2 separate regions of the Mus musculus genome follow, and region 1 is linked to region 2. The links are chromatin contacts, found by POLR2A ChIA-PET in ENCODE. All regions are on one chromosome and are shown on one strand. Each heading gives the region's core, a stretch centred on a gene start or an enhancer-like site at or near the end of the contact. The rest is flanking DNA. Distances are from core to core; before and after follow the strand shown.

Region 1 (4,884 bases), core at 604-3,103, 37 kb before region 2:
GAAAACAAAACGTTTTCCTCACTGTTTTTTTTCCTCCTGTGGCAGAACATGCCTCAGGCATGTGTGGCTCCTCACCGTATGTTCCTACTTAATATGACGTGTTTCTGTGAAGAAATGCTAATGCATTCAAATTACAAGATGCTGCTACAGGTCCTAACTGGTTTGTTACGAATGACTGTGCACCCTAAAGATGAATTGAACAGCTCTAGTTTATATTATAAATTATATAGTCAACCTCTGTAATGTATACCATATTGTCTTTCTGAAATCCACCCTACTGTTTCAACCATATTCTCTCTCTCTCTCTCTCTCTCTCTCTCTCTCTCTCTCTCTCTCTCTCTCTCTCTGCCTTGGTCATCCACAACCCTATGCTTCTCACACTTGGACTCACTAGAAGCTCCTTGCTCTCCCTCTCCTCTGTTGACCGGAACGCTTCATAGTCTTCCAGTACCTTCTTCAAGGCCCTCAGCCTGGAATCCAGCAACTCCTGTGGTAGAAGGAAGACACGTGGTCAGAAAATTCTGGATACCCTCTCGTGTACTTTCCTAGAACCATCCAGGAGAAAGCCAAGATTCTGCTCTCAGGAGCAGGAGACTGGATAGATACCATCTCTGGCTATGGGGTGAACAGAGACTTGCAGACTAAGCCTATTGGTGCAGAACAAATGCAGGGGAACTCCAAAGGTCCGGGAGTCTCACTTCCTCAAGGGCATCAATCACGTGGTCTGCGGTGAGAATCGAGACTCCCACCTTGGTTCGGTCTATCTTATCTTCAGCTCTCCTCTCATCCTGTAGGAAGGCTGGAGCACAACAGGGCAGCAGAGACTGGGAGCTGCACACGCCTCTTGTGCCGCAGCCTATCGAGGGACAGACTAAAAGGGAAGATGCCCAGAACCAATGGGCTTCACAGCCCTTCAGACAGACCACCTAACCCAGGACGCTATTCTGTGTTCTTCCTCTTTGAACTTGGTACTTTGTGTAGTGCCACGCCCCTGGGAACGCAGTAGGAGTGTGGCAGTGGATATGTGGGCGTGACAAACAGAATTTCTCCTGGGCAGAGTTACATTAGCGGTTGGGGACAGACAAGATTTCAAGTCCCTGGGGCCATCTTCCAGGCCTCCAGGCATCGGGCTCTGAGGGACGAGAAGAGATGAGGGGAAAACAGTTTTAGAAAGAGAAAAAGGAGACCGGGGCTTTTCTGTAGGACCCTGCCTGCAGTCCGCAAGGAGAGCTGGGAGGGCTGGAGCAGAGCCAGGGCTCCGGGACATCCTGCACCCACCTTGGCCTCCTGCACCGCCTCCTCCAGCGGCAGCACGGCGTGCGAACGGTGCTCGCGGGCGCGGTCGCACACCACGCAAATGGCGCGGCCGTCGTCTTGGCAGTAGAGCTTAAGTTGCTCTCCGTGTTGGGAGCACCGCGCAGCCGCCGCCCGGGCAGGCACCGCTGGAGTCCCGCGCTCCCCGGGGGCGGTGGGGGGCAGGCTGAAGCGCCGAAGGAGCGAGGCCACCGCGGCCAGCTGTCGATTGGGTCGCAGCTGGCTGGGGCGCGCGGGCTCGCGGCACTGAGGACAGGGCAGTGGGCAGGGCAGCGTGCGGGTCGCCGTGCCGGTCCCAGCTCCGGGACGCTCCCAGCAGCGCATAATACAGGCTCGGCAGAAGCTGTGGCCGCATTCGACTGACACCGGCTCCCGGAAAAACTCTAGGCAGATGGAGCACGTCGCCTCGCCTTGGAGCTCTGCCGCTAGGGCCAGCGCCTCGGCTCCTGCGTTCGGCCCGGTCCGCGGCCCCACAGTCGCCATCCGTGTCCTTAGTACATTCGAGTCTTGTGGCTTTGGGGAGGTCCCTGGATGCTACTGTCCAAGCTGGGCTGAGCTCCGAGTACCCACTGGGCGAGGAGGGGCGGGGCCGGCAGCGGGCAAGCTGAGACGTGAGCCGAGGGTGCACCCAGCTGAGAATGGAGGCAGGTGCTGCCCTTTCTCTGGGTTCCCAAAGCCACCACCCTAGCCCCGATCTCCCTTTTGTCGACCCCCCTTCCACCGCCTTTCTAGGCCGCCCAGTATGGCCCAGTCAGCAGTAGGGAACTGTCGGGGACAGGTGAGCGCGCAAGGCCAGCTGGGCTCCACTCCCAGTAGCTGACCTAGGCTGACCCTGCCCTACAGGGGCAAAGGCCTGGCTCCCGGGACAAGGTGTCTGGTTCCCCGCATACCGACTCATCCTGGCACTGCGCTGAGCTAAACTTAGGGTCTGGAATTTGGCTCTACCTCCTCATCCCAAGCGTGGCCTTTTGTCCACTTTTGTAACTACATCATCTCTTACAGTTATCCCTTTAATTTTGAACAAGTAATACAGCCATTTACCCTCATTTCATTCAGAATCCACACCTACCCCAAATCCCTCTGTCTCTCCCCAGCTGGTATACAGCTGGGTTCCAGGGACCGTTTTGTTTTTGTTTTTGGAGTAGTTTTTCTATCCTTTCATTCTGGAGGCCACTTGGGTCAAGCTTCTTTCTCTGCCTCTCTCAAAACCTCTCTTGTCAATGTCTCTATCCACTCGCCCAATTCTAACCGAGAGTTGCAAACCTCACCTCTCTGGTGTGTCTGTCCTTCCTCACAGCATTTTCTCCTCGCCACTCGGGATGCTACCACCTCCATTTCTCTCCGGTCTATGACCTCCTACTTTCTTCTTGGGTTCTAGAGTCCCCCACTCGGCTCCTTGCCCTGGTTCAATCCCCCGGCCTCAGTCACCACACTCTACAATCGCTTCCATTTTTAAAAAATTTTTTTAACTTTAGAGAACCCTTTCAGAGCCCATGTCTCCACAGTATCCATCAGAGCCCTCTGCTCAAACCCCACCAGTGAGTGGCTGCTAACTCCCAGGAAAGAAGTTGAAGTCTTCATAATAACCTCAAGGCTCTTGCTTGACTCTCCTCTTCCACCATGGGACGTTTTAAATTTTCTGCAAACTCACCTACAATTATTTTGAAGATAAGGAACATTATTAGGTCAGTTGAAGAAACAAGTGAATCCCTGGACTAAAGAATGGCCACCGGTTTCAGGCACAGGACAACTGATGGTGAGCTAAGGCTCTTCTGGTTCACCAAGAACTCAGAGTCATGACATCGAGGACCTTCGGTGATGTGTTATTTGCTGGGCCTGGTGGCACAGACCTGTAAATCACAGCGTTAAAGGGCACGGGGTCAGGAGTTCAAGGTCATCCCTTGTCATAGCCATCCCATCCCCCATGGTCAGCTTGGGTTATATGAAACCCAGCTTCAAAAAAAAAAAAAAAAAAAAAGTTTTTTTCTGTGGAACTCTCAAGTATCTCGCTTATGCCTTTGCAGTTTTTATTTTAACTTGGTCACTTTTTCTATCCAAATCTCTCATTCACATACAATATGTAATCCAGTGTGGCAAAGACCTCTTGAGTATACAGCAGAGCACCTGACTCACGGGGACACCATATTGAAGCAGTTTGATTAGTTTATGGTTGACCTGCGACTGTCACCCAGACACACAACTAGCTCTTTACCAGCGAGCCAGTCCCTGGGCTCATCTCGCTGATCTGTCTTCTGGCCAAAATCTGTACAGTGTGATACCCGGCGTCTCCAGGCCTCCTCTCAAATGCTACTTTATCCATGAAGCCTACAGACCATCACACACAGATTTTGTTACAGGGCCACAGACTTAATAGGCCCTGAGATCTTAGCACAACTGACTCCATGATGGAAGTGCCATTACAGGCTGTCACACTCAGCGTTTAGACAGCACCACCTGCCAAAAACCTAATCCATCTAAAGCAAAGACCTAATCCATCCAAGTCTGCATCGCTCTGAGGAAAATCTCTAAATGTACTAACCTTGCTTCTATAGATCTGCTTCTGGCCAACTGTTCTGGTTAACTGAAGAATGTCAACTCAGACCATGCTTGTGTATTTAAAAGCTCACCCTGAGAAGGGCTCGGGGCTACACTGGGATCCTGTAAACCCAGTGTAGTAGTCAGATGACAAATAAAGACGTTCTATTGGCTTCTACCCATGTCTGAGCAGGAGTCTATGGTGAATACCTTACAACAATTTACGATTGGCGGTGGGGGTAGGGATTGGAGATGGTTCAGTGGGTAAGTACAGAAAGGATCCAGGTTCTCAGAACCTGTTTACAACTGTAACTAGAGTTACAGAGGATGGAGTGACTTCTGACCTCCTTAGGCACTCATAGTACACATACATACATGCTGGCAAAACACTCATTACATAAGATGAATAAACCTTTATTAACAACAACAACAACATCGAGCACTGGAAAACCTGCCCACCTCCTATGCACTTACTCCATTTAGAGCACTTAACTTCATTATTTCGTTTAAACATTTTATATTTTACTACATTATCTTGCATTTAAAACAAAAAGCAAACGTATCTTTCTTTTTCGGGTCACGGTTCTATTTTGTCCTAAGTGCCTGATGAGTAAGTCTCTCTCAATTTTTCCAACCCTCTTCTCAGTTTCTACTCCCGAATCTGTCTGCCCTCGGGTATCTCTAGGGGGATGACCAACTTTGTTAGTGAGGATCGGAGGAATACTCCGGACAGCCAATGACTGGTTGTGATTTCTTTCTTTTTTTTTTTTTTTTTTCCATTTTTTATTAGGTATTTAGCTCATTTACATTTCCAATGCTATACCAAAAGTCCCCCATACCCCCCCCCCCACTCCCCTACCCACCCACTCCCCCTGGTTGTGATTTCTAAACAGCTATATTCAAGCTGCTGTTAGGAGCCAAGCGGCACACTATGCAATCACTAGGGCATTTCTGAGCGTACTGTAACAGTGAGTGGGGATGTAGCTCAGTGGTAGAGCGCATGCTTTGCATGTATGAGGCCCCGGGTTCGATCCC
Region 2 (5,471 bases), core at 2,750-5,249:
CTGAGAAAGCTGGGTTTCTGCCAGTCAGTCAATGTGCCATGTATGGAACAGATCACACTTACCCAGATCTTGATGCTGGGGCCAGTGGCAGCGCAGAGCCAGTAGCGGTTGGGGCTGAAGCACAAGGCATTGATGATGTCCCCACCATCTAAAGTGTAGAGGTGCTTGCCTTCATTGAGATCCCACAGCATAGCCTGGCCATCCTGGGCAGACAGAAAAGGGAAGTTAGGTCAGGTTGTATAGTGTTCCTGTCTCTAAGTCCTTTCCTCTAATGTGTCAAAACCCCAACCATAAAAATAAACATCTTTGGTATACTTTTCTACATATTTTAAAATAATGCTTATAACCAGATAAAAAGCTTTCTCTGTAAAGATGACAAAACCCAAATACCTTGCCTCCAGAAGCACAGAGGGATCCATCTGGAGAGACAGTCACTGTGTTCAGGTAGCCAGTGTGGCCAATGTGGTTGGTCTTTAGCTTGCAGTTAGCCAGATTCCACACCTGAAAAAACAGGAGTCTGTGGGTGACCAGGATAAAGGTATACACTAAACAGGAAAGGTATGAACACCACTTTTAAGGGACCACTGAACAGGCATGTCATGCAAGCCTCTATAGTTCCAGTACCTGGGTGACCAAGACAGGTCACAGTACCTGTGCTTGGATGACACAGGTCAGTAAAGGGATACAGAATGAATCCTAGCCTCAACAAACCACAGTCCTAAAGTATTGCGATGAACCATAAGAAGCCAAAGCCAAACTAATGTTCATAAATATTCCAAATCAGAATGCATCACTATCTGAGAGGAATGGGAATACATTTGGGATTTTTGGCAGAGCTATGCCCTTGCTTGAAGCTTACCTTGACCAGCTTGTCCCATCCGCAGGAGACGATGATAGGGTTGCTGCTGTTCGGGGAGAAGCGGACACAAGACACCCATTCTGAATGACTCTCATCCTACAGAAGATGCAGGGGAAGGTTAAGGGGAAGCAGTCTTTCTCCCAGATTACAGATCTCTACCACACTTCCCTAGGTGGGACAACAGCAGTCTTCCACTCAGTTGGCAAAGCCACCTGAGGTCAAGCCCGCTGACATTTGAATCCTAAGATGACCCCCAGAGCTCACCCACTACTCATAGAGTACAGGACCAGGCACAGCTCAGAAACAGCCTCTGGATTTCAGCAAAGCAACTCAGATGGCATGTTGTGGTCATCACTGTTGGGCCTGGCTTGTAGCCCCTTAAATACACATCTCTAGGAGGTAGGTGAGAGACTTAAGATCATTTAACCCTTAGGGCAGTTTTAGTAGATATCTGGGTATCTGCGTATGTGCCAAGACCCTGCCCAATTTATGCCCTGGTTTGGGTTTCCATGGCCCAACCTAATATGGAATGAAAGGGGGAAGTACCACCTCTAGCTAGCCTTTTAACCCCAGCAGTTTAAAAGCACACCCATCTCAGCCAGATCTACACAGAAACCCCTTCTCAAACAAATAAAAAATTCTGGGGCTGGTGAGATGGCTCAGCTGTTAAGAGCGCTGACTACTCTTTCCAGAGGTCCTGAGTTCAAATCCCAGCAACTACATGGTGGCTCACAACCATCCTTTAACAAAATCTGATGCCCTCTTCTGGAGTGTCTGAAGACAGCTACAGCGTACTTAAATAAAATTCCAACGCCTGTAAGTCCCATGCCAGTCACAAGCCAGCATGCTTAGCTTAAAAATAACAAAAAACAACCCCAGACAGTCACAGGACTAACAACACACAATGAAAAGCTAAAGAGGCAGTCGGTGGCACACAGCTTCACCCCAACACCTAGGAGTCAGATCACTCCAGGCCACCAGGACTACCTAGTGAGGAACCCACCTCAGAAACAACCCAAGTCCCCAGGGGGCGGGAGGTAGCCCTGAACATGCTGTCCCTACCACCCTTATCCCTTTACCTGGACCGTGTACTTGCAGACACCCAGAGTATTCCATAACTTTATGGTCTTGTCTCGGGACCCAGAGACAATCTGCCGGTTGTCAGAGGAGAAGGCCACGCTCAACACATCCTTGGTGTGGCCGACAAATCGCCTTGTGGTGGTGCCCCTAAGAAGGAGAACCTGGTCACTTTCTAGACAGGTTTTGTCCATCCAGCTAGAGCCTTTTCCTAGCTTCATCCTTGCCCCGTAGGCTCTATTACCCCACACAGTCCACACGTGGCTTAGAACCTACTACTAGCCTATGTCATGTCTGACATGTATCAGAGAACCCATTCAGAATTGCAGGACATGTCCTCATTCCCTTGTGGGGGATTGGTTGACAATGTCGTCTTGTCATCACTAGGATCCTCTATTACATCTGCCAAATGCCCATCTAAGACAACGTACAAGATGAGACACTTCATAGGTACCCAGTTTAAAACAACACCCCCAAATGTTGCTTTACCCTCTACAAAAGGACCAATTACCAAGGGGAGACTGCACCCCGGCGAATCTACCTCAGTTCTGCCCACTTTCCCCCCAAGATTCCAAAGCAGCTACTTGCGTTGTGAGATCCCAGAGGCGCAGCGTTCCGTCCCAGGAGCCCGAGAGGGCAAACTGACCATCAGAGGAGATAACAACATCACTAACGAAGTGGGAGTGACCTCTCAGAGCACGCTGTGGTATGCCATAGTTGGTCTCATCTCTGGTCAGCTTCCACATGATGATGGTCTTGTCTAAAAGGGTTGGTAAAGGTTGGTATAAGCCTACTTACTGTGCACCATTTACAGTCTTAAAGTCACTGGGGCCAGTAAACGGGACAGAGAAACTTCAAGTTATAAATAAAAGAGGCTTACTACTCTACAATATCAAGAGCTGTAGATCTCAGCTGTAATGTGAGACTATGGGCACCACACTTCCTGGGATTGAGACTTAAGTTCCACATTCAAAATGTATTTTATTTAAAGTGGCTCCCTACATACATATGTGTGCTACCTGTGTCTATGGTGTTCAGAAGTGCGTGTCAGGTCTCCTGGAACTAGTTTCAGATGACTGCAAGCTACCATGCAGGGTCTGGGAAACTAACCCTAACCTTAGTCATCGTCCGGGCCCGAGACTAATTAACAGCAGAAGCACCACTTGGGTGTATGTAGGCTGAGCAGAGACAGCCTTTCCCGCCTGAGAGTTACTGAAATAAATGCAGCCGTTATTGTAGCATCAGACACAATCCTAGCCACGAACCAACTTACACAGAAACGGACAATAATAAGCCTAGTATTAGGTAGGAGAGAAAATGAGCATAATTTTGGGGTGGGTAGGGAGGAAATACACATGAAGATACATCATTAAAGAAAAAAAATCATTAGTTACAAGAAAACCTAGGGCGGGACAATCAAGTCCGGAAATGTGGGGAACAAGGCATCTACAAAGTTTACCCACTGTCTATAGTTTAGGGCCAGGCGACAACAGCTCAGAAACAGCCTCTGGATTTCAGCAAAGCCACTCAGATGGCATGTTGGGGTCATCATTGCTCCGCCCGTCTTGTAGCCCCGTAAAACTACTTAAACACATCTCCAGGAAGCAAGCGAGAGATTTAAAATCGCCAACTTTGGGAGGTGGGGTGTGAGTACAGTTGCGCGACGTGTCTCGGTTTCCGTTCATGTGTAAAGGGTCGTCCCGGTTGGGGCCCAAGTTGGGGTATGCACGCCCCAACTAACAACTGGGTTGGGGAATGAACCGAGCCAACACGCGCGCCACTTGCTTAACCACGAGACTCTCATGCAGTCCCCAGGACACCGGGTGATTTACCCGGCATGCAGCCCGTACCTCGAGACGCAGACAGGATCATGTCCGGGAACTGCGGTGTGGTGGCGATCTGTGTTACCCATCCATTGTGGCCCTTAAGGGTCCCGCGAAGGGTCATCTGCTCGGTCATGGCTGCAGTTGATGCGAGGGTCGCCGCAGCGACAAGGATGGCACCGGATAGCTCAGAGAGCCAAGCACCACAGCGGCTGCCACCACGACCCTGTGGAGAAAAAGAAAGAGCGGCCTCCGCCGGAACCGGAAATACTCGGAGAGCAAGGCGGGGATTCCCATGATTCACTGCTGCTCAAAGATAGCTGCACTGAGAAGTGGGAGGAACTGGGAGAGTAGGTCTCAAGTATCGTCGTTTCTTCTGCCACGCAACCTAGTTTGGCAGCGCTGTACAAATGCATTCTGAAGCCAGATGCGCCAGGGTTTTAGAAAGGCTTCTCGGGAGATTAAAGCATGCCGTGGAAGCAGAAGTGGGGCTGAGGGCACACAAGCAAACTACAGTGGCCTCTCCGCCCTTACGTGGCAGAGACGCGGCTCCGCCCTTTCCGCTTCTGTTCAGTTCCTTGGTTGGAGACCCCGGCTCCAACTTTGACTTACGGAAGTACAATTAAAGTCGCAATTAGAGGCGTGTGCCAGCAAATCTGGCCTGTTTGTTTGTTTTATGGCAAAATTTCATGTAGCGAAGGCTAGTCTTAAACTGGTTGTGTTGCCAAGGATGGTTTTGAACTACCGACCTGCTTCTGTCTCCCAAGTACTGGAATTATAAACCGAGCCGCCGCCCGGCGAGGCTATAAAGGAGGAAGTGCTGGGTTCAGATTTCTGGGGATTCTGTTGGAAGCCCTTTCTGTGCCTCTGATCATTCCCCAGAAAAGCCTGCTGGTCTGTCTTGTGCTGCCCTGAAAGAAGTGTTCCCGGACGGGGAAGCAGAGGAACACGGATAGCCTGGCAACCCGATGACCTCAACACGTGTTCAAATTTTGTAGTGTTTCCAAATGTCACAGATCTGGCCTTAAAAAGTTTTAACTGTATGTTTTAAAGTATTTGTGTGTGAGTGCGCTTGTGATTGCCACAGAGCACTGGCTGAAGTCAGGAATTTTCTCTCCTGCCATGTGTGTTTGGCTACAGCCGATTTGTTCAGCTTCACTTTTTTTTTTTTTTTTTTTTTTTTTTTTTTTTTTTTAAGGAGCACACACAGGTCAGGAAGGTAAGCAACCACTAATGTCTATGTGAACTAAAGGATACATTTAATTATTTATTTTAGTGCTATGGGTTGAACTCCCACATGCTAGGAAGAGTGCCTTACAGAGTTAAATCCACCCAACTCCCAGCCTTGTTTAGTTTTTGTTCGTTTTTTTGTTTGTTTTTTGTTTTTCGAGACAGGGTTTCTCTGTGTAGTCCTGGCTGTCCTGAAACTCACTCTGTAGACCAGGCTGGCCTCGATGATGGAATTCATCACCACATTCAACCTTGTTTCGTTTTGATTCAGGATGTGCATAGCTCAAATTGGCCTTAAATTTATGATCTCCCTTCCTCAGCCTGCCAAGTAACTAAGATTATAGCCCTAAAACACCAAGCCCTAGGTATAAGTATTTGTTTTTCTTTCTTTTTTTTTCTTTTTTTTGGTTTTGTTTTGTTTTGGAGACAGTGTTTCTCTTTGTATCCCTGGCTCTCTGTAGACCATGCTGGCTTGTTTTTTT

Evidence for each region. ChIA-PET counts read pairs that join two places held with the same protein, here RNA polymerase II (POLR2A).
Region 1: POLR2A ChIA-PET joins it to region 2 with 91 read pairs in Patski. The contact joins the promoter of Trim7 here to the promoter of Rack1 in region 2. POLR2A ChIA-PET finds 5 or more read pairs at or near these places in 5 of 5 experiments (Patski and embryonic stem cell).

Annotation. Positions count from the first base shown.
Region 1 is chr11:48,834,440-48,839,323 of GRCm38, reverse strand. It overlaps Trim7 (tripartite motif-containing 7), which reads right to left and starts at 1,853. Exons shown (of 7, transcript NM_001347446.1): 1 at 1,279-1,853; 2 at 392-487. The coding sequence starts at 1,797. It overlaps n-TAtgc9 (a tRNA gene), which reads left to right and starts at 4,824; the gene lies at 4,824-4,884.
Region 2 is chr11:48,798,888-48,804,358 of GRCm38, reverse strand. It overlaps Rack1 (receptor for activated C kinase 1), which reads right to left and starts at 3,999. Exons shown (of 8, transcript NM_008143.3): 1 at 3,787-3,999; 2 at 2,525-2,696; 3 at 1,939-2,086; 4 at 860-955; 5 at 391-501; 6 at 63-203. The coding sequence starts at 3,895. Gm36109 (predicted gene, 36109) reads left to right here and starts at 4,956. Exons shown (of 2, transcript NR_166852.1): 1 at 4,956-4,978. It overlaps LOC115485831 (a small nucleolar RNA gene), which reads right to left and starts at 3,494; the gene lies at 3,427-3,494. Snord96a (small nucleolar RNA, C/D box 96A) reads right to left here and starts at 2,326; the gene lies at 2,250-2,326. It also overlaps Snord95.